2 separate regions of the Homo sapiens genome follow, and region 1 is linked to region 2. A link is an interaction called in ENCODE POLR2A ChIA-PET data of the cell type or tissue named here. Cell type or tissue: Panc1. All regions are shown on one strand. Each heading gives the region's core, and the rest is flanking DNA. Links, peaks and the distances in the headings are about the cores only. Region 1 holds the start of LINC01018 (long intergenic non-protein coding RNA 1018). Region 2 has its middle 28 kb from the start of UBE2QL1.

Evidence for each region. Peaks named below come from ENCODE experiments on the same cell type or tissue, not always from the same donor. Only the 100,000 strongest peaks of a DNase experiment are listed, where the experiment ranks them.
Region 1: POLR2A ChIA-PET joins it to region 2 with 17 read pairs; 3 of 35 experiments call an interaction of 5 or more read pairs at or near these places.

What each region holds. Positions count from the first base shown.
Region 1 is chr5:6,581,970-6,596,038 of GRCh38, forward strand. LINC01018 (long intergenic non-protein coding RNA 1018) reads left to right here and starts at 167. Exons shown (of 5, transcript NR_024423.2): 1 at 167-297; 2 at 451-632; 3 at 1,634-1,832; 4 at 3,805-4,058; 5 at 4,259-6,531. RefSeq lists silencers at 1,249-1,298, 1,346-1,507. In Panc1, for the core only: no CTCF peak of the experiment used is centred there; no DNase peak of the experiment used is centred there.
Region 2 is chr5:6,413,480-6,428,348 of GRCh38, forward strand. No RefSeq gene overlaps it. Among named protein-coding and RNA genes, the nearest start is that of UBE2QL1, 28 kb to the right of the region's middle. In Panc1, for the core only: no CTCF peak of the experiment used is centred there; a DNase peak (open chromatin) is centred at 5,912.

The sequences.
Region 1 (14,069 bases), core at 4,551-12,550, 170 kb after region 2:
TTTCTAGTTGAAATTCAGTTGATTTTTAAATAATGCATCGCCTTAGATTGTGGGTTTTGGCAGGAATTTCAAGATACAGATAAAATTCCAGAGAGTAAAAAAGAGAAACACGTTTACTGCCAATTCCTTTTGAGGGGAATAGAAAAACATATTTTTGAATAAGCTCATCCTGGGTTCAGCTTCCCCTGTGAGAAGGACACATATAACAATAAGAAATTAAGGGTTCGGGAAGGAGAGGGGCCACCCTGTGCTCACCCCCACACAGCCCTGCAGGAAAACCCAGTGAACGGTGCCCAGGTGCCTGGCTGACTCCTGGGCCGGGAGGGGACATGGAGGGACAGTGGCCATCAGGCTCTTTGTGGACACTGGGGATTAACTACTGCTCGTTCTCAGCTCACTGGTGTCCAGCCCATCAATAACCTCATCAATAACCTAACTTTGGTCAATTAGGTTGGAGTCCGAAGGTGACTGATTTGCGGCAAGGTTTTCTCTCTTCCTCTGTAAAGTGGAGTCCTTCATCATTCATCGCAAGTAGACAACTCGCTTCCTAATGCCTCTGCATTAAGGAGCCAGGCGCTGCAGCTCTTTGGTACGTGACCTCAAATAGATTCATGCGTCCTTCTGCTGACACGGTGAGTACCTCCTGGAGTCCAGGACTCAGAGCATGGACACACCCTAACTCCAGCTAGGGGAGGGCGAAGCCACCTGCACCTGGGAGGCTGGCGCTGCCTAAGCGGGTCAGGCAAGTCCTCGCCTTGGAGGGGAGAGTCCTTAGTGATTTTCCCTGGCTCTGCTCCCACCGACGAGACGGACTCAGGAGGGGCGAACGGTATGTGGGGCGGGGACGCTTTGTTCAGATGGCGTCATCAACCCCAGGTCCGTCTGGTCTTTTTTATTCACTGCATATTAAGGTGCGTGCGGCCTGTGGCTGGTCCCTGTCCTGCACACCTGTATGGCCTGGACTAGGCCTGAGCGCCTCAAGGGCCGAGCTGGGTCCTCCCCACCCGCCGGATTCCCCAGCGCCCAGGCTGTCTCCAAAGAATCCCCCCGAGAGCAGGTCCCCGCTTCTCGGGCGTCGGGGCTCGCCGCAGTCACGCTGCACACCCTCCCGGCCTAGGGCGGCGCCGGCCCGGGACTCGCGTGTCTCCCCGCGGCGCCGCGCAGGACCCGGGCCTCGGAGCCCGGCAGCATCCCCTGCTGGCCGCTGGGCTGAGGAGCCGCGGGAGGCGGGGAACGCGGGGCCGCGGGGGCTGGGCGGGCCGGAGTGCGCGGTAGAGGGGGCGGCGCGGCCGGGGTGCGCGGTAGAGGGGGCGGAGCGGCCGGGGTGCGCGGTAAAGATGGGGCGGCGCGGCCGGGGCTCGCCAGCACCAGCCCTGGAACCCCATGGGGGACCTCGACAACAGCGCCTTTGCGGCGTGGGCCCCTTTCTGCAGCTCCTCCACCCGCGCGCTGTCGGCTCCGGGACACTGGGGCTTTGAAGGGCGCCAGTTCCCAGCCGCACCTGCACGCCTAGGAGGGCGCAGGCCGCGTGTCCCTGTGGGAGGAAGGCCCCGGCAACCTGCAAAGACCTCACGTCACAGAAACTTGCGGCGTTTGCCCCCGATGCGCGCGTCAGGTGCTCCGTCCCTTCCAGGTGGCAGAGGAGAGGGAAGGGTCGCGCCTGGTGGGGGCCTGAGAGCCACCGGGCTGCGGTGCGCGAGTGTGGACACCGCCCCGCCTTCTGCGTCTACAGCCCTGGGTTCTGGGACCTTTGGAAACCGCTTTGGACGAAGCTGAGCATCTCTTTCCCCACGCTGACCTCCCCCATAGACTCCGGATGGGAGTAAATGAGGGTAAGGGTGCCGTCACCGCAGGAGGTGGATTTTCTATGCTCCACAAGGCAAAAAATCTGTTAATTTTCTGCAGTTTATGTTATTTTTTCTAAGTTTGTAGTTTCCTCTTCCAAACGTAGAATTTATATTCATAGAACTAGAATTTATATTCTTAATGCAGAATTTATACTCATAATGCTAAATACATATGCTTTTAAACTCTACCCCCTAATAAAAGCACGAGGCAGTCTCTCCCCTGAGGAATTCGACCCCGCCGCACAGCCCCCACTCCGAGGTCACATCGCAGCTGAAAATTTCAGCAGGGAGTGAGGGACTTGTCTTTCCATGATATCATTGGATGTTACCTAACACATATACATATACATCACATATGTCATATGTGATATAGTATGCCCATGATACATGACATATTGATTTGAGAATTAGTTTGACTACCCAGGGAGCCACTCCAGGGCAAGGCCTGTATTTAAGGATGTGGCCAGTATCCAGACTGTGTGTGCTGCAGGGGAGGGCTGTGGTAGACTAGAGGGAAGGACCGAGGGAGGGAAGAAGGGGAAAAGGAAGAGGCAGGGAGTTTTTCCACGAAGCTGTTTCCCTGCAGTTCCCCTTGGTTGGTGAGCCCTGGGGGGCCATGGCCGGTTCCCCGGAACATGCTCGGTCGGCTTCTTCTCTCCAGGCCCAGTCCTCTCTGTGTTCTCCCTGGAAGGGGAAGATGAGAAGATGAGCTGGGGCTTTAATTTTTTCCTAATTATCAAATCTTTAGTCCAAACCACTCTGCCCAGCCTTGGTGATGGGAAGGCCAAGGGTATGGCAACAGTGAGTGTCTCTGTTTCCAGGTTGCAGTGAGGACCTGGAAGGTCAAGAGACAAGGTAGCCCAGCACCTGGCCCTCATGGTATGCAATTTCTGCTTCGGGATGATGAAAAAAAAAAAAATCCCGGGCTCAGTTCCTTCTTGAGGTGCTGGGCTCATAGCTAACCTTGTCTTTTCCCCTCACTGCCGTCACCCAGCCTCCTGTGAACAAAGCATCACAACAGTCAGCATCACAAACCCCCATCAGCCCCGTGCAGTTGCAGTTGTGCTGGACCAGAGCCCATCAGCCTGGCCTTCGGGCTCTCCTCCACAGCGCCCCACCCAGCTGCTCAGGATGGCCATGACCATCTTCCATCTGACGCTGTGTGCTCCCTGCACCTGGCCCCAGGATGCGTGCAATGGGCTAAACTGTGTCCCTCTTGAAATGCATGTGCTGAAGTCCTAATCCTAAGTACCTCAGAATGGGAGCTTATGTGGAGGGAGGGTCTTTACCAAGTTAAATCGAGTTATCAGGGTGAGGCATCAGCCCATATGACTGGTGTCCCTACAGAAAAAGGGAAATGTGGCGACAGACACACACACACACACAAGGAGAACACAGTGTGACCATGAACATGGTCATGGACAAGCCAAGGAGAGAGGCCTGGAACCTGTCCTCCCCACACAGCCCTCAGAGATGACCAGCCCTGCCCACACCTTGACTTTGGACTTCCCACCTCCGGAACAGAGAAACAATCCATCTCGGTTGTTCAAGCCTCTAATTTGTGCTGCTTTGTGATGGCAGCCCCAGGAAACTGAAACAATTCGCTAGCAGGCAATGAAAAGGGCAGGCCCCCCAGCCCAGGCCAGCTTCAAAGTGAGTCATCTTCCCCTCTCCTTTCCTGAGAGGCAGCCACCTTCGCCTGCTGCCCCAGCACACACCAGACACCGTGCCCAAACACTGGCCAGTCCCCAAAGGGCATGAGAGAAAAGTCATCCATCCCTGAAATTCACAGGGAAGGCAACCACGTGGCACCCACTTCTCTTAGGAGCATCCTGAAAGAGGGTGCAATTAAGCCAGTTCAATTTGGAATTGCTTAAAAATGTGGATTTAAAGCAGAATGTAAAAAGGAATGATTTCCAACAGTGCTAGTGAGGTTTTATTTTTTTACTTTTTACAGCTCCTGGGAAATCCAGAAACTCTAGAGAAGCTTGTTTGCCAAACCTTGCTTTGGGCGGTGGAGACAGAATATCATGTCCCAGATCAGCGTGTGGTGACTGTGGAGGCATTTACACACAGCACACTCCAGCTCTGCCACTGGGCCGGCTGAGGTGGCTGCGGTACACGGCGCCCATCCTGAGCCCCAGGTTCCTCACATGTCAACAGCATGAAAAGTGCCTCTAAGACATCCACAGGTGTGCAGTGTTAAAGCAGGTGAGTGTCCTAGTGTAGACTTAGCGGAGTGGGGCTAGGGCTGCGGGTAGTGGGTGTTCCGCCCCCGGCTTGCTACCCAGTCCTCCCTGTCCCTCAGATCTGGCCCCAACCCTCAGGCAGACCCGTGTCTTCTCTTCCACCCCCTCCCTCCTCCTCCCTGGCACTCAGCCTTGCTCTTCTACTCTACCCTCCCTCCCCAGGCAGCGCCTCAGCTTGGTTAGCTCCCTTAAGGACTGCGGCTCCCTTAGGACAAGGCTCTGTCCCTCAGAGCACTGAGTGCGATCTCATGCTGGCATCTTAGAGACATTGTATTCACCAGGTAAGATGGATTCACATCTGCTGGGTGCACGAACACTTCCTCCTTCCTTGCCACCAGCCAGCATCACAACCAGCCTGGCCAGGCTCCCGTCCCAGCCCAGCCTAGCAGCTAACCCCAGCTCCATCCCCCAGCAAGCCCCTCTGCCTGCACCTCAGCTTCTTCATGGAAGACGAGTCAGGTCATGATGCCACCAGGGAGCGTGTTTCCATGTTGAACTGAGACACTAAGCCCTTGACAAATGTTGGCCAAGAAAAAAAAGGGGCTCCAAGAGGGGAGCTGTGGCTCAGGTAGAAGACGGTGAATGAGCATTGCCTGAATCAGAGTTAGCTACTCTGGTTACACAGGTGTCCCCGGCAGGTTGGTCAAAAGCCCTTCCCTGAGTCCCGTGATAAGTGTGGGGAGGGAGGCAAATCAAAGACCCCTACACACCTCCTGCATGGATGGCCAGAGCGCTGGTCCCACCTCCTTCCTTCCAAACTGCAACCCCGATCAGCACAGCAGAGAAGTCTCCTGTGGCAGGGACCAGTAATTCAGTGCTTCCCCTGGAGAGTCTGGGATTGCACAGAACACCAGAGGCTGGGGATTTATTTGTTCACCAACATTCATTCAACAAACACTTACTGAGGCCAACACTGGGAATGGAGACGAACTTCCCTGTCCTCATGGAGCTTGCTTTCAAAAGGGAAGGAGGCAGACAGTAAACAAAACAAGCAAGTCAATATACAGCATGATGCAGAAAAGGTGTGATGCCACCCTCTTGCCTGAGTTTATAACAAGCAGATGATGTTGTCCTAAGAATTAATTTCAGCCGGTGAAAGAGTACAGGCAAAAAACGTGGTCTCGGACTTTCCGGTGATGCTTAAGAACATAGTTGCAGTTTTTGTTCTGATTCTTTGTGCATCTCGCGCTAATGAAGGATTCTGCCATGATTGCCACCTCTGGAGACGTCACAGCCAGCACAGCCATGACCAGGGATGAACTTGGCCATTGTCCAGCAGCACCATGGGAGGACCAGCTGCTGTAAGTGAAGGTCATCATCCATCTGATTTGCTGGCTTTTTGCAACTACTGCGGTGGAAGTCTTAGAGTAGCCACCTTCTCTGTACTCAGACCTTCACTTCGCCAGATGTCAGCACAGCAGTGTCAGCAGCTTCGTCAAACACAAACACCACCACCTCTCTGGATCAGAAGCACATGGAAAGCCCACCTTGCAAGAAGACCCAGCTATTCCAAAAGTACCCATATCCCTGTAGCATCCTCTTAGCTGAATGTCTCTACTCCTTAAACTTGTACCACTTTGAAGAGTAAAAATTTAAATTCATTCATATTATCATTTTTTAGTTTTTAGTATAAGTGGAGCTGTTTATCGGCCATTTGTATGTCCTTTTCTTTTTTTTGCAAATTACTCCTTTGCCAAATTTTCTCTCAAATGACTCATCTTTTTCTTATTGATTTGCAGAAGCTATTTACATATTATGGATGTGGGGTGTCTAACATACACAGCAAATACTTTGTCCCAGTGTGTCACTTTTTAAAAAAATTCTTATAATGTCTTTCATCTTTAAAAAATTATTAAGCTATTGTGAGCTTTTATGCCTTTTCAGTTTATTTTCTTACATAGATAATTATATGAAGTGCAAATAGGGGCAGTGTTAGTCTCATCTTCCCAAGGCTGCACCTCAGATGTGGAATGTTGACAGCAACATCTGTTACCTTGTTTCTGTTTTTAGGATTTTAGCGTTAAGGCCAGGCATAATGGTTCATGCCTGTAATTCCAGCACTTTGGGAGGCCGAGGTGGGCAGATCACTTGAAGCCAGGAGTTCAAGACCAGCCTGGCCAACATGGAGAAACCCTCTCTATTTTTAAATACATTTAAAATGTTAACAATTAAAACAAAATATTTTACCGTTAGTATGATGCTTGATACAGGATTTCTGGTACATACGCCTTATCAAATTAAATAAGTTTCCTTTTACTCTTGTTTATTGTTATTTTTTAAAATAAGGAATGAATCTTGGATTTTAGTGTATCAATAATTATATTTTATTCTTTAACTTCATAATATTCCTTATAATTCCTTATGTCATATTAAAGATGTAAATTCATATATATTTTATCATACAAATGATTAATAAATGTATAAGCATGTCATTATATGAGAGTATACTTCCTTATGTTTCATGAATGCATCGTGACAGGCTCATTTTTTTAATCACTGCTCGATTTGTGCCACTGATGTTTTATGAGGCCTATTTATGTCGGCGATGGTAAGAGTGTTAGTGTTTCCTCTGTGGGTACCTTCATCTACCGTGAGTCTCCTGGATATGCTAGCATCACAGAATGGCAGGCGGAAATTTCCAGCTTTTTCTATAGAATGAGTTTAACACAGAAAATAGATCTTTCTTGAAAATGTGGTAACACTTACCTGGAAACCTCCCTGGCCTAGTGCCTCTTTTCTTGGGGCTAAAGGGTATGAAAATGGGTAGATCTCCAAATGCCTTTTCCATTTTTCTATGAATATTATTCCTACTCAGGCTTTTCTCTTCTTGGAACAATGCTGCTAACTTGTGCCTACTTGGCTATTTCTACTTCATGTATATTTTCAAATCCATTGGTGTGCAAGTGGACTTAGTATGTTCTTGCAAGCGTAAGAGTCTCCATTAGTGTAATGACCTTCTCTCTTTCTGTTTTCCTTGAGCAATTAACATATATTTGTCTTATTTTATTGGTCTTCTCAAAAGAATATGCTTTTGAGTTATTGATCACCTGTACCATGTGTTCTATCACACTATTCTGTGTTTACTCAAGCTCGTTAATTGATATTCAAATCCCTGTATTTTGTCAATTTCTGTTAGATGCTAGTATTAAAAATTTTTTATATAACCGTAGATTTGTCTATTTCTTATTATATTGGTAACAGTTTTTGCTTTACCCAATATTTTGTTCTAATGTGCTTTTTTAAGTTCTTTTTGAATTATTTAGTATTTTTTGTTTATTGTTGTAAGGTGCTTTTTTAAGTTCTTTTTGAATTATTTAGTATTTTTTGGTTATTGTTGTAAGGTGCTTGTTTAAGCTCTTTTTGAATTATTTTGTATTTGTGGTGATTGTTGTAAGGTGCTTGTTTAAGTTCTTTTTGAATTATTTTGCATTTTGGTTATTGTTGTAAGGTGCTTGTTTAAGTTCTTTTTGAATTATTTTGTATTTGTGGTGATTGTTATAAGGTGCTTAAATTCTTCTTGAATTATTTTTTATTTTTGATTATTTCTGTAAGGTGCTTTTTTAAGTTCTTTTTGAATTATTTTGTATTTTTTGGTTATTGTTGTAAGGTGCTTTTATATGTCCTTTTTGAATTATTTTGTATTTGTGGTGATTGTTGTAAGGTGCTTTTTTAAGTTCTTTTTGAATTATTTTGTATTTTTTGGTTATTGTTGTAAGGTGCTTTTATATGTCCTTTTTGAATTATTTTGTATCTGTGGTGATTGTTGTAAGGTGCTTGTTTAAGTTCTTTTTGAATTATTTGGTATTTGTGGTGGTTCTTGTAAGGTGCTTGTTTAAGTTCTTTTTGAATTATTTTGTATCTGTGGTGGTTCTTGTAAGGTGCTTGTTTAAGTTCTTTTTGAATTATTTTGTATTTGTGGTGATTGTTGTAAGGTGCTTAAGTTCTTTTTGAATTATTTTGTGTTTGTGGTGATTGTTGTATGGTGCTTGTTTAAGTTCTTTTTGAATTATTTGCTGTTTGTGGTGATTGTTGGAAGGTGCTTAAGTTCTTTTTGAATTATTTTGTGTTTGTGGTGATTGTCACAAGGTGCTTATTTAAGTTCTTTTTGAATTATTTTGTGTTTGTGGTGATTGTTGCAAGGTGCTTATTTCTTTTTGAATTATTTTGTGTTTGTGGTGATTGTTGTATGGTGCTTGTTTAAGTTCTTTCTGAATTATTTTGTATTTGTGGTGGTGGTTGTAAGGTGCTTAAGTTCTTTTTGAATTATTTTGTGTTTGTGGTGATTGTTGTAAGGTGCTTTAAGATTAAGTGCTGTCATGTGTTCTTGACAGGTTATTCCTTTTATAAATATCAAATGTAGAAAGTTTCCCTGTTCCCCTATTTTCTGTGTCTTGCCATGAACTGTGTTTTTTTGATATATTGACATACCTAATACCTATCATAATTTAAAACACACATACTCCTTGACCAATAAATACGACTCCTAGGAATTTATTCTAACGCACACACGTGTGCAATATTTGAAATGAAAGGTACAGCGTTATCATTGCAGGCTTTGTAGGTAATAACAAAGGATTGGAAGTAATCCACATATGTATTCACAGGGGTCTGGATAAACAAGGGACCCTCTGCCACTCTGGAAAGAATGACCTCCTTATGTACTGATAGGAAATGATCTGTCAGACCTGTGATTAAACAAAAACAAATCCTAGGAACAAAACATTCTGAATAGATGTCAATATTTGTGTAACACGGCTGGGCAAGGTGGCTCATGCCTATATCAGCACTTTGGGAGGCCAATGCAGGCAGATCATTTGAGGTCAGGAGTTTGAGAGCAGACTGGCCAACATGGTGAAACCCCATGTCTATGAAAAATACAAAAATTAGCTGGGTGTGGTGGTGCATACCTGTAATCCCAGTTACTGGGGAGGCTGAGGCAGGATAATCACTTGAACTTGGGAGGTGGAGGTTGCAGTGAGCCAAGATCATGCCACTGCACTCCAGCCTGGGTGACAGAGTGACAACCTGTCTCAAAAAAAAAAAATGTTTAACAGGGGAAAATCATATCTACCTATCTGCACAGAATATCTCGAGGGATGGACAGGAAACTGTTACTGCTGGCTGCCCACAGAGGATGGGGCTGGGCAAGGGGGTGGGAGGGAGCATTTCACAGAGCTGAATCTCTCAAATATTGAACTCAGTGTTTAACTATTCAAAACATAATTAAAATTAAGTATCCACACCTGCATCTTGCATTAGCATTTGCCTACGTATGTCAGTCTTATTTCCATTTTGTGAGCTGTTTTGCATTTTCTGGTTAGTATGTTTTCTTGCTATTTCTATCTTTTTTTTTTTTTTGAAACGGAGTCTCGGTCTGTCGCCCAGGCTGGAGTGTAGTGGTGCGATCTTGGCTCACTGCAAGCTCCGCCTCCTGGGTTCACGCCATTCTCCTGCCTCAGCCTCCCGAGTAGCTGGGACTACAGGCACCCGCCACCACGCCCAGCTAATGTTTTTTGTATTTTTAGTAGAGACGGGGTTTCACTGTGTTAGCCAGGATGGTCTCATCTCGATCTCCTGACCTCGTGATCCGCCTGCCTTGGCCTCCCAAAGTGCTGGGATTACAGGCGTTAGCCACCGCACCCAGCCTTCTATCCTTTTTTCTTCCTTTCTTCTCTTTCCTTAGACTGATGCAATTTTGTGACTTTTCTTTTCTAGTGATTTGGAGGTTATACTTCCTATTGCTGTCTTTCTAATCATTACTCAACCATGTGAACAGACGTATTGAAGTGGTGGAGCAGATAAGGAGGTCTTCAGGTCTGGAGCTGTCCAGGAGCTGAGACAGTCTCAGCTGGTAGCTGGGACACTCTTGGGGAGTTCCCCCAGCTGAAGAAAGTCTCCCTGCCGAAGTCATGATCTTTCCCAGGGCAGCCCACACCCCACATCTAACGGCTGGTTGATGTTGGAGGTGCGGTGTCAACTCTCACCCCAACTCTGCCACGTCATGCAGCTCCAGAGCACCCCGTGGGACCCGCTGGGGCCTGTCATGCCTGCGACACAGCCCCATGTCTCCTTCAGCCCCATCCACCCAACCCTGCTTCTTTCACTCAGCTGCAGGGAATGATCCAAACTTCCTGCACGCAAATCTCTAGCGCAGAGTGTTTCCCAGGGAAACTGGCTTCCAAAGATTGATTTGTCTAACAAGTTCTAACACACACCATAATATACAAATGGGCAGGGCCGATCGTGAAAGGTGATCAGTTTTATGAAGAGGCTTATCTGTGTGCTGGTTCTGGTAATATCCCATTAGTACATTCTCTGGACCCTTTATATTGTAGTTGTTTAAAATGGGTTGAAATTTCAGAGATCTTGATACTGGAAAATGTCATTTGTTGTAACCAAAATCCACCTGGAAAAGCATACCACAGATATTTCAATTTTAATTGTAAAGTGAAGTTGTTCTCTTGACACCAACAATTATCTTATAAATAACCTAATGACCTAATCAGAACACAAATTTGCATCAATTGCCGGGTGCTTGGATACTTGGAGTGCAGGGCCAATGTTTTCTAGTTTTTATTAGTTTTTCATAAGGTAGTTTAAAATAATCTTTGATGCTGAAGTTTGGCATTGAGGATGTGAGAGGTAGGTAGTAGAAATTCGTGTTTGACATTAAAAAGCAGTCAGTTATGCAATTCTGTGTTTCCCGCTGCAACCAGCTCCAGGGTGCCCTGACACTGACAGCTCAGCAGAAGGGCACGAGGTACCTCCTCCCCAGACCAATAAAAGGAAATTAGAACAAGAACACATGAACTATGTGATGCTCCTTGGTTCTCAGGGCTGTGATTCAGTGACTATGTTAGTTTCTGCTAGTATTGAAGATTTTGCAGCAGGCAAATATGTGAGCAAAGATGACATTTAAGTTCTATATGCTTCACCCACCTTATCTTTGGATCCCCCAGTCAAAAAGTTTTATTCACTAGCAAATAGATAAATAAATGATTATCAGTAAATGTGCTGTCTTAGCACCTCGCACCCCAACCAGCCCCCACCTTGAAACACTAGCTGTCAGGTGCCGTTCTCAGTGCACTGCACATATGTTGGGGTGATCAGACCCAACACCAGGTCGTGGGGGTGACGAAGTCTGGCAGAGTCAAAGGATTGAGAAAAAGTTTGAGAAGTAAAGTGGGGCCAGGGGACCATCGCGATCATGGAGGCTGCAAAGGCCCCGAGCTCTGGGAGCCCACGCTATTTATTGGTAATCCAACAGAGAAGGAGGTGGCCAGAATGTGGGGGTCAAAAGGGCGTGTTGCATCAAGCACATGATTTATAGCTGTGATGGTTTAGCATTTGCTCTACTTGAGATAATGGAGAGCAGGTTCTTTTAACTCAAGATACAATCGATCCTGGGAGAGCAAGGAGCAAGGAGCCAGCAAGCCTAGACACATTCCGGAGCCACAAGCCCTGGATTCTATCCAAGCCACGAGGGATTTTATGCCCTGGGCTTAGATTAGGTACGTCAGGGTAGCCTTCCACTCTTTAGCACAGAGCTTGGTGTGCCAAAGGGCACAAGGGGTTTTAGACCCTGGACCCCGGACATGTTCCAAGACTCTTTTACTTTATGTCAGACATGCAAGCCCTGCCTCGGCTTCTTCCCAACACTCAGCTTTTTCCCAACACACGTATTCACTAACTCAGGCCTCAGCACACCTTACTGGGTAGGTGCTACCATCTGCCCATTTTATAGATGAGGAAATAAAGGCCCAGAGATGATAAGAAACTTGCCCAGGGTCACATAGTCAAGAAGTAAGTGACTGTATCAGTCATCTATGGGTTTGTAACAAATTACCCCAGGATGTAGTGGCTTGAAACAATATTTAATATCTCACAACTTCTGTAGGTCACAAATGCTGGCAGGGCTTAACTGGGTCTTCTGCTTCCAAGTCTCTGTAAACTCAGATAAACTTCTAAGCCCCCTGCTGACTGAATGGACTCCTTGTGATCAAGAGGACCCCAGAAAAACCTTAAAACTAAACTCCCAGCCATAGTGGGATGTGAGGTCAGACACACCTCATTCTACCCCCTCCCTTTTGTGGTTTAGACACAACTGACCGACATTAATGTTAACACAGAGATCTTAAGACTGGCAAATAGACTCTCTGTAGCAGTAAGATACCAGATTGTAAACAGGACCCAAGGCCATGCCAGGCAAGGGTTACATCACACATCCCTAACCTTTCTTCTAACGGCCAAGGGTATTTTTCTCTAGCAACTAAACAAGCACTGGCCTCGAGATACGTTAAACAATTCCAGCTCATCCAGCTCAGAGACGTTAACCAACCGACCCCATTCCACCAGCCATAACTGCAGCTTTGACTTGAACTTACTGAAATCTCTTTGTATACTACAAAGAGCCTGTAGTACAAAGCGATTGATTCCAGTAACTTTCTCCTGACCATGAACTGGTCCTGGCTGGCTGTACACTTGGACACCTTCATGTCCTGAAAAGACCTTTTGACATATAGGGTCTAACTGTAGTACATTTAAATGTTAAGTCTCCATCCCAAAGTGAACATGGGTGGTATGTTACACGAACATTTGTCCCATACACATGTGCCAGGACCATCCTGAATATTCATAGCTCCTCCTGTCACCTGTTGAATATGCATGTTTAGCCAACCAGTTCGGCATAAAGCTCCTGTCCCAGCTTCTCTTCCTCCATGGTGTTTCTCTCTGGTCTTGGCTGGAGGCTGTGCTTCCCAGGCTGCAGGATGGCCACCTTGCAGGCTGAAACCTTTACAAGAAATAAAGTCTCCTCTGTTTTCTAAATGTATTAATTGTGGTTGATATGATACCTGATCTTGAATTGTAGCTCCCATCATTCCCATGTATTGTGGGCGGGACTTTGTGGGAGGTAATTGAATCATGGGGGTGGTGATTTCTCACACTGGTCTCATGGTAGTGAATAAGTCTTACAAGATCTGATGGTTTTATAAGTCGGAGTTCCCCTGAACAAGCTGTCTTGCCTGCCACCATGTAAGACGTGACTTTGCTCCCCATTCACCTTCCGTCATGATTGTGAGGCCTCTCCAGTCATGTGGAACTGTGGGTCAATTAAACCTCTTTCCTTTATAAATTAGCCAGTCTCAGGTATGTCTGTATTAGCAGCATGAGAACAGACTAATACAGTGCTTTTGTATTTTTAAAGTTAACATCTCTCAAGAAGTGGGTTGACTCAAGCCTCAACTAGGGCAGGATCTGTTTCCAAGCTCATGTATGGGGTTGTTGGCTGGATTAGGGTCCAAGGCAGTTGCTGGACTAAGGGCCTCAGTTCCTTGCTTTTCCAATGCTGCACTTAATTCATTGCAGTAAGGCAGGTGTGAGGACTTTACCCAGCAGGCCCAAGGCCACTCTCCCTAAAAAGGCCTGAATGCAAGACTGGCCCTTAGTTGGCCTCTGGGAACCTGGATTTTGGGAGTGTTCCCAACATCCCAACGGGTAAGAGTGGTTCAATGTGCCTAAACTGTTTATGCAAACAATACACTGAGTGCCTGCTTTCCCTGCGGGAGTCTGGAATGTTGGAGGTGCCAGACAGGTGCCCACATGACCCCTGTAAGCTCCCTGAGCACTGAGTCTTTAATGAGCTTCCCTGAAAGACAACACTTTGCATGTGTAATCACAACTCACTGGGTCAATCAAGTCTGTCCTGTTTGATTCCTCTGGGAGAGGACTCTCGGAAGCCTGCACCTGTTTTTTTCTAGATGTTACCCCATGTGCCTTTCCCTTTGCTGCAGTCACAAGCCTTTTGTGTAATACATCATAGCAGAGTAGGACTAGGTGCTGAGTCCTGGGAGTCTTCACCAAACCCACGGGTGGGTCTTGGGAACCCCGACACAGCACAAGAGTATCACCAACAAGATGGAAGTCAGAGTCTTCTGTATAATCTCATTGGAAGTTTTGCCCCATCGTCATTCTA
Region 2 (14,869 bases), core at 2,361-10,360:
CAAACATGAACTGATAAAAACTCTTAAGATAAACAAGATTAATCCATTTTCAGTGACAATTTTATTTTTATTTTTTAACTGTTTTTGGTGAGTTTCTATTTTGATATAATCTCTAGATTACAAGAATAGTGCAAGAATAGAATGAGAAACTTCAGTATATCTTTTACTCATATATACAGTTACTTACATTTTTCCCTATGTGCTTTATTATTCTCTCTGTTTATATATATATTATTATCATTTGAATCATTTGAGAGTTAGCTAGAAATATCATATCCCTTTATCACTCAATACTTCTCTATATATATTTCCCAAAAGCAAAGACTTCCCTTTTATAACCACACTTTAGTATCAAAATTTAACATTGACACCATTTATTTAATTCATAATTCATATTCAAATGGTATTCATTGTACCAATGATGTCCTTAAAGCAATATTAGGACCATAAGCATCACAATCAACTATTTTATTATTATTTTAAATGAAGTTACTTTTTTTTTTTTGAGACAGAATCTCACTCTCTCATCCAGGCTAGAGTGCAGTGGCACAATCTCAGCTCACTGCCACCTCCACCTCCCTTATTGAAGCAATTCCCCTGCCTCAGCCTCCTGAGTAGCTAGATTACAGGTGCACAGCACCATGCTCGGCAAATTCTTTTTCTTTTCTTTTTTTTTTTTTTTTTTTTTTTTTGTATTTTTAGTAGAGACAGGGTTTCACCATGTTGGCCGGACTGGCCTTGAACGCCTGACCTCAGGCAATCCGCCCATCTCCGCCTCCCAAACTGCTGGGATTACATGCGTGAGCCACCGCGCCCAGCCTAAATGAAGATTCTTAAAGCCCCATCTTAGAAAACAAAATCAGTGATCATTTAAAAGGTAGAGTCAGAGTTTGCATAAAAAAGTAAACAATTTTTCGATCTGCCCCCAACCCCACCAAGTGTTTCCCAGCTGCAGCCAGGATAAAGGAAAGATCCGCAATTGTCACCCTTTTTTGTTTTTGTTTTTATTTATTTATTTATTTTTGTCTCTTGACATGCTAGAAAGATGAGGAATTGGGAAAGGGCAAAAAGCCAAACTAGCAGCAAACTGATTTTTTTTTGAAATCCTAGAACTAAAAAATCAATCCTTGAGCAACCAAAAATACATTATAAAATAAAACCTCCAGAGTCGTTTTCCAGCATGGGGAGAGTTTCACAGGTAATTTAGGGAACGTTGTGTGTGGGTGTATATGTACATCATAGCAGAACCTTTTCATTCCATGACCATTTACAGGCTCTCCCTACGGGCATTATCTACTATACATCTCAAAACAGTGGTGAATGAATATTAGTCCTCCCCTAAGGCTCAGTGAAATGAAGAAATATGGTCAAGTCCATGCAGCTCTGAGAGCTGTCACTGGGATGTAAACCAAAACCTCTGTCTCTGAATCCAGAACTCTGTTAACCACCTGCAGCCCCCAGGACCCGGACTAAGCCTGGAGCTGGCTGTGGGGTGTTATACTCATTTCTAAGGCTGTCTTAGCACATTACAAAACTGGAGGCTTAAAAAGAACAGAAATTTATTCCCTCGCTGTTCAAGAGACCAGTAGTCTGAAATCAAGGTGCCAGCAGGGAGCTCTTGGAGAGAATCTTTCCTGTCCTCTTCCTGCTGTTGGCTCCAGGCATTCCTTGGCTTGTGGCTGCATTGCTCCAATCTCCGCCTCTCTCTTCACCTGGCCTTCCCCTCTGCATCTCTGCATCTTCTTCCATCATAAAGACAGTCTCATTGGATTTAAGGCCCACCCTAATCCAGTGTTTTATCTTGACTTTGACCTTGACCTTAATTACATCTGCAAAAACCCTATTTCTGAATAAGCTCATGTGCTGAGGTTCTGGGTGGGCATGAATTTGGGGGAGACACTATCCAATCCACTACCATCGCATCTACAGAATACCTCCACGGCAACACCTACATCAGTGTTTGGTTGAATAACAGTACAGTAGCCTAGCCAAAGAGACACATCAAACTAACCATCCTGGGGGCAACAAAGCTACAGGATAGTGGTATTCATGCTTGGCCATGATCTCCATCTTTTAAGTTAATAATGTTGTGCTTTCTTCATGGTCTCCAGATGCACGGTCACCAATGGAAGACACGCAACCAATTCTTGGGGAAAGCGTTTGAATCAGAACACCAAGGGAACAGTGCATCTCCTTGCATCCTAAATTCCGCAAGTCAAGATGGAGATTAGGGCTGACTCCACCTGGCAGAGCTAAGGACACTTTGAAGCACACACCAAATTCTTCTGGTGAGGCTTCATTGTGAGGTAGGCTGGGGGTGTGGATCTAACCCAAGCAAGACAGCCTGCACCCTCACCTGCTCCTTGCTGAGTCCTGGAGAGCTGGGGGACTCCAGGTGTCGTGGCCATCGTCCCCGTACCTTGCCCAGGTGGGTGGACACAGAGAGAGATGCATTGAAGTATTCTGGAAAGCAATGATAAAAAGATGGGGAAGTGTCTTTTGAGCTCCCTTAACACACAGCCAACTGCACTGTCTTGTCCCAGCGGCCAGTGCACAGAGAGAAGTCTCCATGCTGTTCTGTTCCTCCATACAGAAACATTTCAATAAACAACCTTCAATGCAGCGTCTCCTGCTTAACGTGAAGTGTCTTGTCAGCCAACCCAGCACAGCGTGGCTCTATCCTAGGGAGTGGCTTTAAGCCTTTCATGCAATTCATACCCCCAGTCCAAGTTAGGCAGCCCCATCTTTTTAAATCCCCTGTCTTGCACATGAAAACGCAGGCATTGAGACACGTCCAGTGGTTTCCTGAGATCCTGGGAAGAGAGCGTGAGGGCATGGAGCTGACCTGGCTGCCACTCTCCCTCCAGTGGGGCCTTTGCTGTGAAGCCAGTCACACCTGGTGACCTGCATGAGATGCCTCTGCCAAATACCTCCCTGAAAGCCTCACCTCTGGAACTCGCTGCATCCCATGGCTCTGAAGCAAGAGAACAAGTGCCCTGTACCCCTCCCTCCACCTTCTCTAGGTGAAAAGATGTTTTTTTTCTGGAAAAAAAACCCACAAAAACAAAACAAGCAAACAAACAAAAAAACATGGGACTAAAGACAGAAGACCTAGGTCTATTCCTCACTTGCGTCAAGACCACCCTTGACCTTGGGGAAAAGAGGGAATACCCTGGGCCAAATTTTTATCCTAAGGAAGATAGGAATCTCAACGTGAACAATGGATGTCAGAACCAGTGTCCAAACCAGACATTGAGAATAACAGGGCAGTCCTCAAACGCACTTTAGGAAGACATTGACTTCCACTGGCTTGCTTTAAGGGTGCTTTCTCCTCTCTTCCTACACTCTCTAATTCTAGGGAGGGAGAGCTATGGTCTTATGTTGAAGCTCACAGCTGCCAGAGTGACATGGAGCCAGTTATTCCATCATTCTAGGCCTTAGTTTCTAATGTTGAAGCTCACAGCTGCCAGAGTGACATGGGGCCAGTTATTCCATCATTCTAGGCCTTAGTTTCTATGGACAAAAATGCAGCTTGAGTGAGAGAATCCATGTAGACCCTTAGCAAGGGATCTGGCTTACAATGTTAGCGATGACCTCGGTGGGTACAGGATGTCACAGAGGGCTGCAGAGGCCCCAGTTCACCCAAAACACACAGGCAGGCAGTTTCTTTTGTTCAAACATCAGAGGCAAGACACTGTCCAAAGGTGCAGGAATGACTCCTCAGGGGACAGGCAGGGGAAGGGATGTTTGCTGCTTGCAGATGTGGTGAGGTTTTAGTATATTTAACAAATATCTTACTTTGGCAATTACAAATAACTGTAAAAGCACAAATGAAGCTCCTTGGCTTCCACTTGATGATAAAGTCACTCTGGGAAGGAAGAAGGAAGAAAAGGAGCTGCTAACCCAGACCTCGTTCAAAGGGATGAGAATCCGAGTGGAGGAAGGGCATCACTACAACGTGGGACTGTGCTGGCCTGGGAGACTAGGCAGGGCAGCATCAGGGTGCCCAGAAGGCATGGCCCTTCCCAGGGACCACAGGAAGGAACCTGTCCATGGAGACCATCTCTAAAAGGGACATTGGATCAAGAAGGGAGGGAAATTTCTCAAAAATACAGTTCTGACCAGAGAGCCCTTTTGGAAGGTCCTGTGAGGATGCAGGAGGTGCATTCCTGTGTTACCAAGAGCCAGGGGCCCCAACCCTGGTACTGGTCCATGGCCTGTTAGGAACTGAGACCAGGTCGTACAGCAAGAGGTGAGCAGCAGGCGAGTGAGCATCACCGCCTGAGCTCTTCCTCCTGTCAGACCAGTGTTGGCATTAAGGTGAGCAGCGGGCGAGTGAGTATTACCGCCTGAGCTCCACCTCCTGTCAGACCAGTGTTGGCATTAAGGTGAGCAGCGGGCGAGTGAGCATTACCGCCTGAGCTCTGCCTCCTGTCAGACCAGTGGTGGCATTAGATTCTCATAGGAGCAGGAAGCCTATTGTGAACTGCGCATGCCAGGGATCTAGGTTGCCAGCTCCTAATGAGAATCTAATGCCTGATGATCTGGGGTGGAACAGTTTCATCCCAAAACCATTTCCCCCACCACCCTGTACAAGGAAAAATTGTCTTCCACAAGACTGGTCCCTCGTGCCAAAGAGGCTGGGGACCGCACACTGCTGACGATGAACTGAGGAGGCACTCTGGTGTATTGCCGGCCACGAGAGAGACTGCAGTGCTGTAGGGTCGCGTGCCCCCATGGTGGGGGTGTGCATGGACAGTGGGGACCTGGAAGGGGGAGCTGAAGCCTGAAGACCTGGACAGGCCCCGGGTTTTAAGAGTGGAAGAAAATGGAATGCCCTTGACCCCACCACCCGTTTTACAGGAAGAGAAATGAAGGGGACCCTGGACACCAGAAACCACGGGATATTTTAAGATTCATGAAGGGCCCCAATCATCTCTTTGGATATCTTGGAGGGCAAGAGGAAAAGCAGGTGTCAGATGATAAAACAATGAGTGGCATCCATGCTGGCAGCCTGAGAAGGCCTGGGTCAGCTGTGGCCCTGGTCGCCCACCCAGCCTCATGCCCCTCATACCTGTGGCACCCCTGTTCACTAATAATCTGCAATGAGTTTCCAACATTGCTTACTTCCAAGGCCATGTGGGCTAATTTTAATGATCAGCTAATTTAAACACCCTCCAAATCAACTTTCCTGGAAGCGCTAAGATCAGCTAGGGAGCCCTAAACAAGATGATGCCACCAGTGGGGACAAGGAGTGCTAGAAAGGAAAGACCATGCTTAAAGAGGATAGGGGTCCATTTCTCCCCATTCCCTGTGATCAATTACATATTACGAGTATTTCTGGACAGGATTATAATCTTAGCATTCACTTCAGCTTTATCAATAACTATGTATTTGATTTCATCATACAAAACTGGGGAAACAAACAAGACAATTGACTTGGAAAAGTGGAATTGTCCAGAGATAAAAATCCACACTGATTTTCTACTACTCCGGCATCAGGCATGGTGCATTAGCTGCTATGACTTCACTCCACATTTGACCTTGACTAATCCTTGCATAATCCTTTACCCCCTTCCCATAGCCCAGGATTCTCTGCTGGGGCAATTTTGCACCCCCCTTCCCACAAGGGTCACTTGGCAGTGTCTAGAGACACTTTGCTTGTCACAGCAGGGGTGCTGTAAACACCCTGCAATGCACAGGCCAGGGACCCCACCCCACCCCACCCCACCATCAATAGTGCCGAGGCTGAAAAATCTGCTCTAATCCCCAAAGATTCAGGCTATAAGTTGTTACAATGTTTTTAAACTCAAGTCATTCATCTAATCCAATCATTACTAACTTACATTTCTAAATGATTATATCATAAATACCAAAGCGGGCCATTTAAAACAAAGTCCACAGAAGCAACTAGACTGTTAAGGAAGGAAGTCACCATTAACTTTCCAGTCAGCATTCATTAAAAGTGAATGATGAATCTTATCACGTCATAGTGTAAATAAAAAATTATGTACTAAATAAGATGAGTGTTCTTTTTGACCCTGACTTGTCACCTTGGCATATTCTCTGACGTGTCTCACATTAACCACTGGCAAGAGCCCAGAAAATATTCGCCCTGTAAATACAATGTCAACGGAAGGAGAGGCGTGTAATTACACCAGGCAGGAGCCCGAGCTTACCAAATTACATGTTTTCCCAGCTTCACATTTTACAATTTAATAATATCTCCTATAATTATACATTGTTACAGCATGATGTCAGAGATGCACTCGAGCTCTTCTCTCTGGTGGGGGTTTTTCAGTGGCTATGCTGCACCCAAATGCTTTCCCAATCTTCAAGATGTTCTGGTCTTTTTATAGACCTAACTAATAAAAATAGAGAAAGAAATTGCAAGGCGGCTGCTAAAAAGGGCACCTTTATGTTGAATGTTTGTGCTTTCACTGGTGTTTGGCGGCTGTGGCATTTACGGGAGCTGATGCAGATCTTGTACTGAGTACGGTTAGACCCGATGGTGCAAACAGCCCCCAACTTTTACGGCATCCACTGAATTTGTGCCCCCAATCTCCTGCGTTGGTGATGCTTCAACCCTTGTGTATTAATGTCCTGGCACACGCGGCAAAGTATCATGGACTGGGAGCTTAAACAACAGACATTTATTGCTCACAGTTTGGAGAGTCCACACATCCAAGATCAAGGTGTTGGCACGGCCATGCTCCCTCTGAAGATGCCAGAAAAGGCTCTGTTCATGTCCTCCCTCCTTGGCTTGTAGTTGGCCATCTTCCCCCTGTGTCCCACCCACTCCACTGCACGCCTTCCTTCTATGCATGGCTGTCTCTGTGTCCACACATTCCTTTTACAAGGACACAGCTCAGATCGGGTTAGGGACCACTCTAATGACTTGCTTTAACTTTAATTACCTCTGTAAGGACCCTATCTCCAAATAAAGTCACACTCTGAAGTACGGGAGGTCAGGGCTTCAACATATCTTTTTGGGGGGACCACAGTTCCATCCATAACACGCTGCATTCATGGGTTTGATCCTTGATCAGTGCTCTGTGCAGAGACACACTTGCTGAGAACCCACCAAGTCCCAGGCATCACACCAAGTTCTTTGTACACACTATCAGGCACAACCCACCACAAGCCCAAGGCAGAGGTTAAATGTACTTGCATTTGTCCTAAAAGAATTTGACCTGTTCACACAGCTAGGACTTATAGAATCAGGATTAAAAACTGGGTCTGACCAATTCTAAAGCTCATACACTTACCAGCCCAACCCGCCACTTCCTACTGCTTCTCTTCATCCTTGTAATTAAAGTAAATCAGTCTTAATTTAGCTCTTATGGCATCTAAGAGCCCCTACAGCTCCTCTAGAGAAAACCAGAAACCCCTTGTGTGTCACAAATGTGTCACTGGAAAACTTGCTTCTACGATTTTACATTTTTAAATTAGAGGACAAGTATAGCCCTTCAGCTTTATGGTTATTTTTCTAAGTATGGTGATTATGGTGTTGGAGCCTTTGGATCTGATGATTTGTTTTCTGTTTTTTAAACTGAAGAATTCCCTGCCTCTGGAATCAGAGGCAGGGCTGCACAGCTCCGAGGGTGCACCCACACTGCCAGGACAGCTCCCAGAGCAGCAGGCATCACCAGATGGAAGACACGACGGGGGTTGCAGAGGTGCCACATCGTGCCCGGGCCCTGCTGTAAAGTATGTGCCTGAGGTCAGAACTGCAGATGAAGTCATCGTCCGCCTTCTTCATTGTGTCTGCTCACCTTGACCCAGTTCCCCCTTCCAGTCCAGCCAAAACTCGGCTTGGAAGACAGACTGTGGACTCTGCCCCACAAATCAAGATGGTTAAATTCTGTCCATTTACATTCTGTCAATGACCTAACACCATATTCACAAGTGAAAAACCACTGCCACGGGAACTGGAAGGTGTTTCATGGGACAAAGGTACGTGGCAGAGGACTTGCGATTGCCCCATCTTCATGTCTCCGGAGACCCCTCCAAGATCGTGCTCCCCACATTCACCATCACCTTCTTGCTAGCCCATGTTTGCCATCTTTCAGAAGAGCATAACTCTTATTTCCTCTCACCTTCTGGTTGGATTGTGCCTCCTAAAAGGATATGTTGAAGTCCTAACCCTGGTAACCTGTGAATGTGACCTTGTTTGGAAATAGGCTTTTTTCCAGATATCATTAAGATGACATCATTAGGGTGGGCCTTAATCCCATGACTGGTGTCCTTATAAGAAGAGGAAAGACCAGGCACGGTGGCTCACGCCTGTAATCCAGCACTTAGGGAGGCCCAGGCAGGCAGATCACAAGGTCAGGAGATTGAGACCATCCTGGCCAACACGGTGAAACCTCGTCTCTACTAAAAATACAAAAATTAGCTGGGCATGGTCATGCGCACCTGTAGTCCCAGCTACTCGGGAGGCTGAGGCAGGAGAATTGCTTGAACCCAGGAGGCGGAGGTTGCAGTGAGCTGAGATCGTGCCACTGCACTCCAGTCTGGTGACACAGCAAGACTCCATCAAAAAAAAAAAAAAAAAGAAAAAGAGAGAAAGAAAGAAAGAAAGAAAGAGAGAAAGAAAAGAAAGAAAGAAAACAAAAGGAAAATGCCATGTAAGGTCAGAGACACACAGGGAAGAGGGCTGCATGTCCAGGAAGGCAGAGATCAGAGTGCGGCAGCTGCAAACCTAGGAACGCCAGGATGGCCGGGAGCCCCCAGACGCCAGAGGAGGTGAAGAGGGATCCTGCTGGAGCTTTGGAGGGAGCGTGGCTCCACCAACAGCTTGATCCTGGACTTCCGGCCTCCAGAACTGCGAGAGAATGAATCTGAGTTGTTTTAAGCCCCACAGTGTGCAGTGCTTCCTGACGGCAGCTCCAGGAAACCAGCCCATTTTCCATCAGTTACTCACGTTCTGTGTTATGGTTCTGCTGGGCTCCCACAGTGAAGCACAGGCCACTTCATTAAAAGTCAACGTGAGAAATTTTGCTAGTGGTAAAAAGCTGAATTCACTAAAGAAGAAAGAAAGAGAGAGAGAAGGAAGGAAGGAAGGAAGGAAGGAAGGAAGGAAGGAAGGAAGGAAGGAAGGAGGGAAGGAAGGAAGAGGGAGGGAGAGAAGGAGGGAGGGAAGAAAACAAAAGAAAAGAAAAGAAAATGTGGAGGTGGGTGGTGGCTCATGCCTGTAATCCCAGCACTTTGGGAGGCCGAGAGGGAGGATCACGAGGTCAATAGATCGAGACCATTCTGGCCAACATGATGAAATCCCGTCTCTATTAAAAATACAAAAATTAGCTGGGCATGGTGGTATGCACCTGTAGTCCCAGCTACTCAGGAGGCTGAGGCAGGAGAACGCTTGAACCCCGAAGGTGAAGGTGGCAGTAAGCCTAGATCATATCACTGCACTCCAGCCTGGCAACAGAGTGAGACTCCACCAAAAACAAAAACAAATATTTGAAATGTATGATTTCCTCAATTTTCCCAGCACTCCCTGTTGACCATCTCTTTTGTTCGGGAGCTGGGAATTTATTTATTTATTTATTTATTTATTTATTTATTTATTTATTTTGAGACGGAGTCTCGCTCTGTCACCCAGGCTGGAGTGCAGTGGCGCGATCTCAGCTCACTGCAACATCCGCCTCCCGGGTTCAAGCGATTCTCCTGCCTCAGCCTCCCGGGTAGCTGGGACTACATCCACCCGCCTCCACACTTGGCTAACTTTTCGTATTTTTAGTAGAGACGGGGTTTCACCAAGTTAGCCAGAATGGTCTCAGGATGGTCTTGATCTCCTGACCTTGTGGTCCACCCTCCTCGGCTTCCCAAAGTGCTGGGATTACAAGCGAGAGCCACCACACATGGCCAGGAGCTGGGAATTTAATAGGCACATTTGTGCAAGGGGACAAGGAGTCTCCGAGGGAGGAATGTGGGACCCAGGCCATGGCAGGGCTGTGGGAGGCACGGGTGATGGCCAGAGTGCCAGCCTCGTGCGCTTGGACTCCGTGGCCCCAGCTCATTGTCCCTCAGGGCTCCTCCTGAGTCACTGCTGACCTGAATGGTGCTGAGTTTCTGCCTGGCCCAACTTCCTCTGTTCAAATAAAAGCACTCACCAGAGAGAGGTGATATGGGCATGAAAGTGAATATGTACCACACTCTAAAGGCCAAGGAGGAACTTAGAGAGGGCCACAGAGAACACAGGCAAAAACTAAAGCCAGCTATAAACAATCACCTGCAGTCACGCTTCTCAGTCCCACCAGACACCCTTTGGAATACTTGGGACCCTGCCGTGTGCTAGGAAGGGTTGGTTTTATGGAGCAAGGGCAGATCTGTCAGCATTCTTTAATAATGAATTGAAACTTTAAAAGGTTTCCATCTAGAGGAAAAACACAGGAAGGAAGGAAGTCTGATTAACTCTGTTTAACTCTACGAGTCACCAGGGGTGCCATCTCTGCAGTCCCTTTTTCCTGATGGAATCTCTGCCTCCAGTCTGGGATCGCTGGGGCAGAGGGGGGCATCATGCTATGTTGTCCCGGCTGGGCAAATCCGTCTGGTGATATGCCCTCGGTCCTCATCCAGGAGGATGTGTTTCTTACTCATCATAGTGGAGAATGCAGACCAGGGAGTGACCCACAGGTGACAGGCCAGCACCTTCATCTTATGGGATTGTTGTACCAAGGTCGCCCCCCTCTCAGAGTCTGAGTCTGTCCTCAGTGTCCCTTGGGGGATCCACAGTCAGTGTGTGGCCCTAGAGGGGAGCACCATCCACCTGGGCCACTCACATCGGCCACACTGGCCATTTAGGACACTGTCCACAGCACCACAGCGTGGGCCTCACCCAGCAGGAATGCGTTTGGAAGGCTGCTGTGCTCCCAAGAACCAGGCATTCGTGCACAGCTGTGAGGGGCTCCTCCTCCCCGTCCAGCCCAGCCTCTTACGGGGTGTGCTGTCTACCAGGCAGAACCAAGGTGCCCTCCATCCTGGCACTGGCACTAGCCTCTGTTAGGGCACTCAGCGCATCACATGGGAGATCTGTTTACCCACCTGTCTAACTAGGCCAGCAATCCCAACCTTGCATACTTTACACCTGGGAGATTTTCAAATTACCCATGTCTGAGTCTCACCCAAGAGGTTCTAGTTCATTGGCCCTCAGGGAGCCAAGCACCAGTTTTTTCCAAGACAGCCCCACACCCCTGTGCAGGTGAGTCTGTGTGTGCCCAGGGCAAGAATGGTAGAACCAGAAGATAGGCCTGGAAAACCCTGATGGTGTGTTTTACTCCTTCCCTCCTTTCCTCCCTTCCTCCCTTCCTTCTCTCTCTTTCTCCTTTTCTCTCTCTTCTCTTTTTCTTCCTTTTCTTTTCTTTTCTCTCTTTCTTTTTCTTTCTTTCTTTCTTTTCTTTCTTTCTTTTTCTCCTTCTTTCTTTCTCTTCTTCCTTTCTTTCCCTCCTTCCTTCTCCTTTCTTCCTTCCTTCCTTCTCTTTCTTCTTTCCTTCCTTCCTTCTCTTTCTTCTTTCCTTCCTTCCTTCTTTGCTTTCTTTTTCTATCAAAGCCTAGCAAAGTCTATCATATTCAACAAATGTTAATTAAATAAATGAAGAGTGAATGAATGAAACTTTTATTTATTAGTCAGGTTAAAAGGAAGAGTTAAATTCTTAGGTTAAAAGGAAGAGTTTTAAAAGTTACCTGCTTATTGCTTATTCTGAGTATGTAAATACAAAGACTGCTTTCCCGTCAAATTTTGATTTGCTAGAATCTGTCATTTGACAGTAAAGGGAAATGCTGTAGAAAAAAATGAACAATATCTTTTTCACACCTGCAAAATTGACTAACAGCAGACCTCATTTGATTCAAATAAATGAAAAATCATTTGACTTTGGAAATAGATGAAATCCGGAGAGTTGCAGACATAAGCTACAACTTGTAAAGATGGGAAACGGATGAAAACTGGCAAATAAAAGGGGGTTTCCAATAAAAACATCTGTAAGTGTACCTGTGACATCGAGCGTGCTGTGGATCAAATTTGGCAGTACTGCAGCTTAACTTTTCTCATTCTTCATAAAGTAAAAGCCCTGGTTAAATGATGGCTTATTTGTCAAGCTTCAGGCAAACAGCTCATAAAAATCAACCAGCTAGACTCAAACATTTACACAGTAGGAAAAACCTCCTTCGGACAAGCAAGAGATTAAGAACTAGTTTTGAAAATGTGTAAGTAAAGGAGGAAAACAGGAATCGACTAGGTGATATCAGCCAATGGAGGAGTCCCAAATTTCTCGTGGAATAAGCTCTAGCAAGAACTTCCAATAGATAGAAATGAAAACATCTTAAAAGTGAGTAAACTGAGACTCAGCAAAAGGAAATCACTGACTCAAAGAGCACAGAGAAATAAGTTTTCATAAGGAAAATAACAGTCTCCCAATTACCAAGCCATCTTTCTCCTTCACAAGAAAATACATATTTAATAATGTAATCTTGGTGGGGTACACTGGCTCATGTCTGTAATACCAGCAGTTTGAGAGGCTGAGGTGGACAGAGTGCTTGAACTAAGGAATTCAAGACCAGCCTGGGTAACATAGTGAAACCTTGTCTCTGCAAAAAATACAAAAATTACCCAGTCGTGGTGGTGCATGCCTATAATCCCAGCTACTAAGGAGGCTGAGGTGGGAGGATTGCTTGAGCCCAGGAGGTCGAGGCTGCAGGGAGCTATGATGGTGCCACTACACTCCAGCCTGGGTGACAGAGAGAGACACTGTCTCAAATAATAACAATGCTAATAATAATAATAATGTTCTTATTTCCTGCTACTTTTTTCTTAAAAATATACTCTGTTAATTCATATGCTATGCTTCACTGGATTAAAATGTCCTTGAGAACAGAAATTGTCTTCCCTCTCACTAACATATGCAAGTTCTATGCCTGATGCCATTTTTACTGGAGAACATACACCTAGAGTACCTGATTCTAATTATGTCATTTATGATAACATATGTATTAATATATATGCATATCATATATTAAAAATATTTATATGTTACATATATATGTATACTTAAATATATATACCTATATGTGTGTGTGTATATATGCATATATATAATCTTTAAAAGCATATCATACTGGAGATCCTGATTCTCTCTGCACTAGACTAAAACATTTAGCCTTTTGCCTTTTGAGATAGGTTACCTCTAAGGGGCTTTGACAGATGAATAGATGAATGGATGGAAGAATAAATGAATAGGTGGAAGCATGAATGCATCTATTGATGTGTAGACATAGATATTGAATCAAATGACATTTGTAATGTAGAAGCACTATAAAGTTTATGGCCTGATGCGGTGGCTCACGCCTGTAATCCCAGCACTTTGGGAGGCCGAGGAAGGTGGATCACCTGAGGTCAGGAGTTCAAGACCAGCCTGGCCAATGTGGTGAAACCCCATCTATACTAAAGATAGAAAAGCTAACCAAGCGTGCTGGTGCACACCTGTAATCCCAGCTACTCCGGAGGTTGACACAGGAGAATCGCTTGACCCGGGAGGCGGATGTTGCAGTGAGCCGAGATCGCATCATTGCACTCCAGCCTGGGTGACAGAGTGAAACTCCAACTCAAAAAAATGAAATAAAGTTTATCATGCTTGGTACAACCACTGTTCATAAAATTATTCCAACATTTCTCTGGAAGCAGACAGAAAATTAAGGATGGTCACAGGATTTAAGGACACGGCAAATTCCTAGTACCAATTATCTTCTTTAGGGGTAGTCATAGCCTCAAAACCACATCCTTTTACTCAGATTTCTAACAACACTATTCAGTCCCTAAATAGTTCTGAGCAGCATCTCTTTTCTGTTCAAGTGCCTATTCCTCTCTTTGCACAGACAACCTGGGTACACTCCAGCATTCTGGGAGGCTGAGGTGGCCAGATCACTTGAGCCAAGGAGTTAAAGGCCAGCCCGGTCTCTGCAAAAAATGCAAAAATTAGCCAGGTGTGGTGGTACGTGCCCATAATCCCAACTACTAGGGAGGCTGAGTTGTGTTAACATGCCTTAGAGACATGTCAGAAAGCTGTAGGGTGGCATCTGGAGAATCCTCCAAACTCACTTTGAGCCTGAAGTTCATAACTAGAAACTCTATCCTTTTAGGTTAAATTAGTGGTTCTCAGCCAGGGGTGATTTTGCCCCCACAGGAATGCTAGGCAATGTCTGCAGACATTTTTTACCACCACACCTGGCATAGGGGTTGCTCCTGGTATCCAGACAGTAGAAGCCAGAGATGCTGCTCAACATCCTAGGATGTGCAGGACAACCCCCACCACCAAGACTCACTCGGCCCAAAATGTTGGTAGTGCCAAAGTCGAAAATTCCCCAGTTGAATCACGATGCTGTAGACACCTGAGATGAAAATGAAGCTGAAGGGAACCATTACTGATGTCTTTCAGATCACAGATATTTGAGTGACTCATGTGCTAGGAATTCTGGAAATGCTACATCTAATCTGGCAATCATTATGAGAAGGTACTATCCTCATTTTATCAATGAGAACACAAATTTCACAGAAGTTAAATAACTTGCTCCCAATTAAGTAATTCTGTTGGTGGTGCCCGGAAAATCAACCCAACAGAGACCACTCACCAAAATCTCTACTGAAATACAACAGCTTCGCCAGAGCATGGGAGATGCAAGCCTAAGGCAGAAGGAAGAGCAGCCCCACCACTGTGAGCAAACCTGCAGGACTCCATAATCAACAAAAGTCAACGCAAGCTAAGAATACATTTCAGCCGCAAGATGCTGCATGAGTTCATGAACAATGCTTCCATGCCATTCTCATGGGAAAGTAGGCTGTCTGGAGCACATTTATGCAACTGCCACCTGA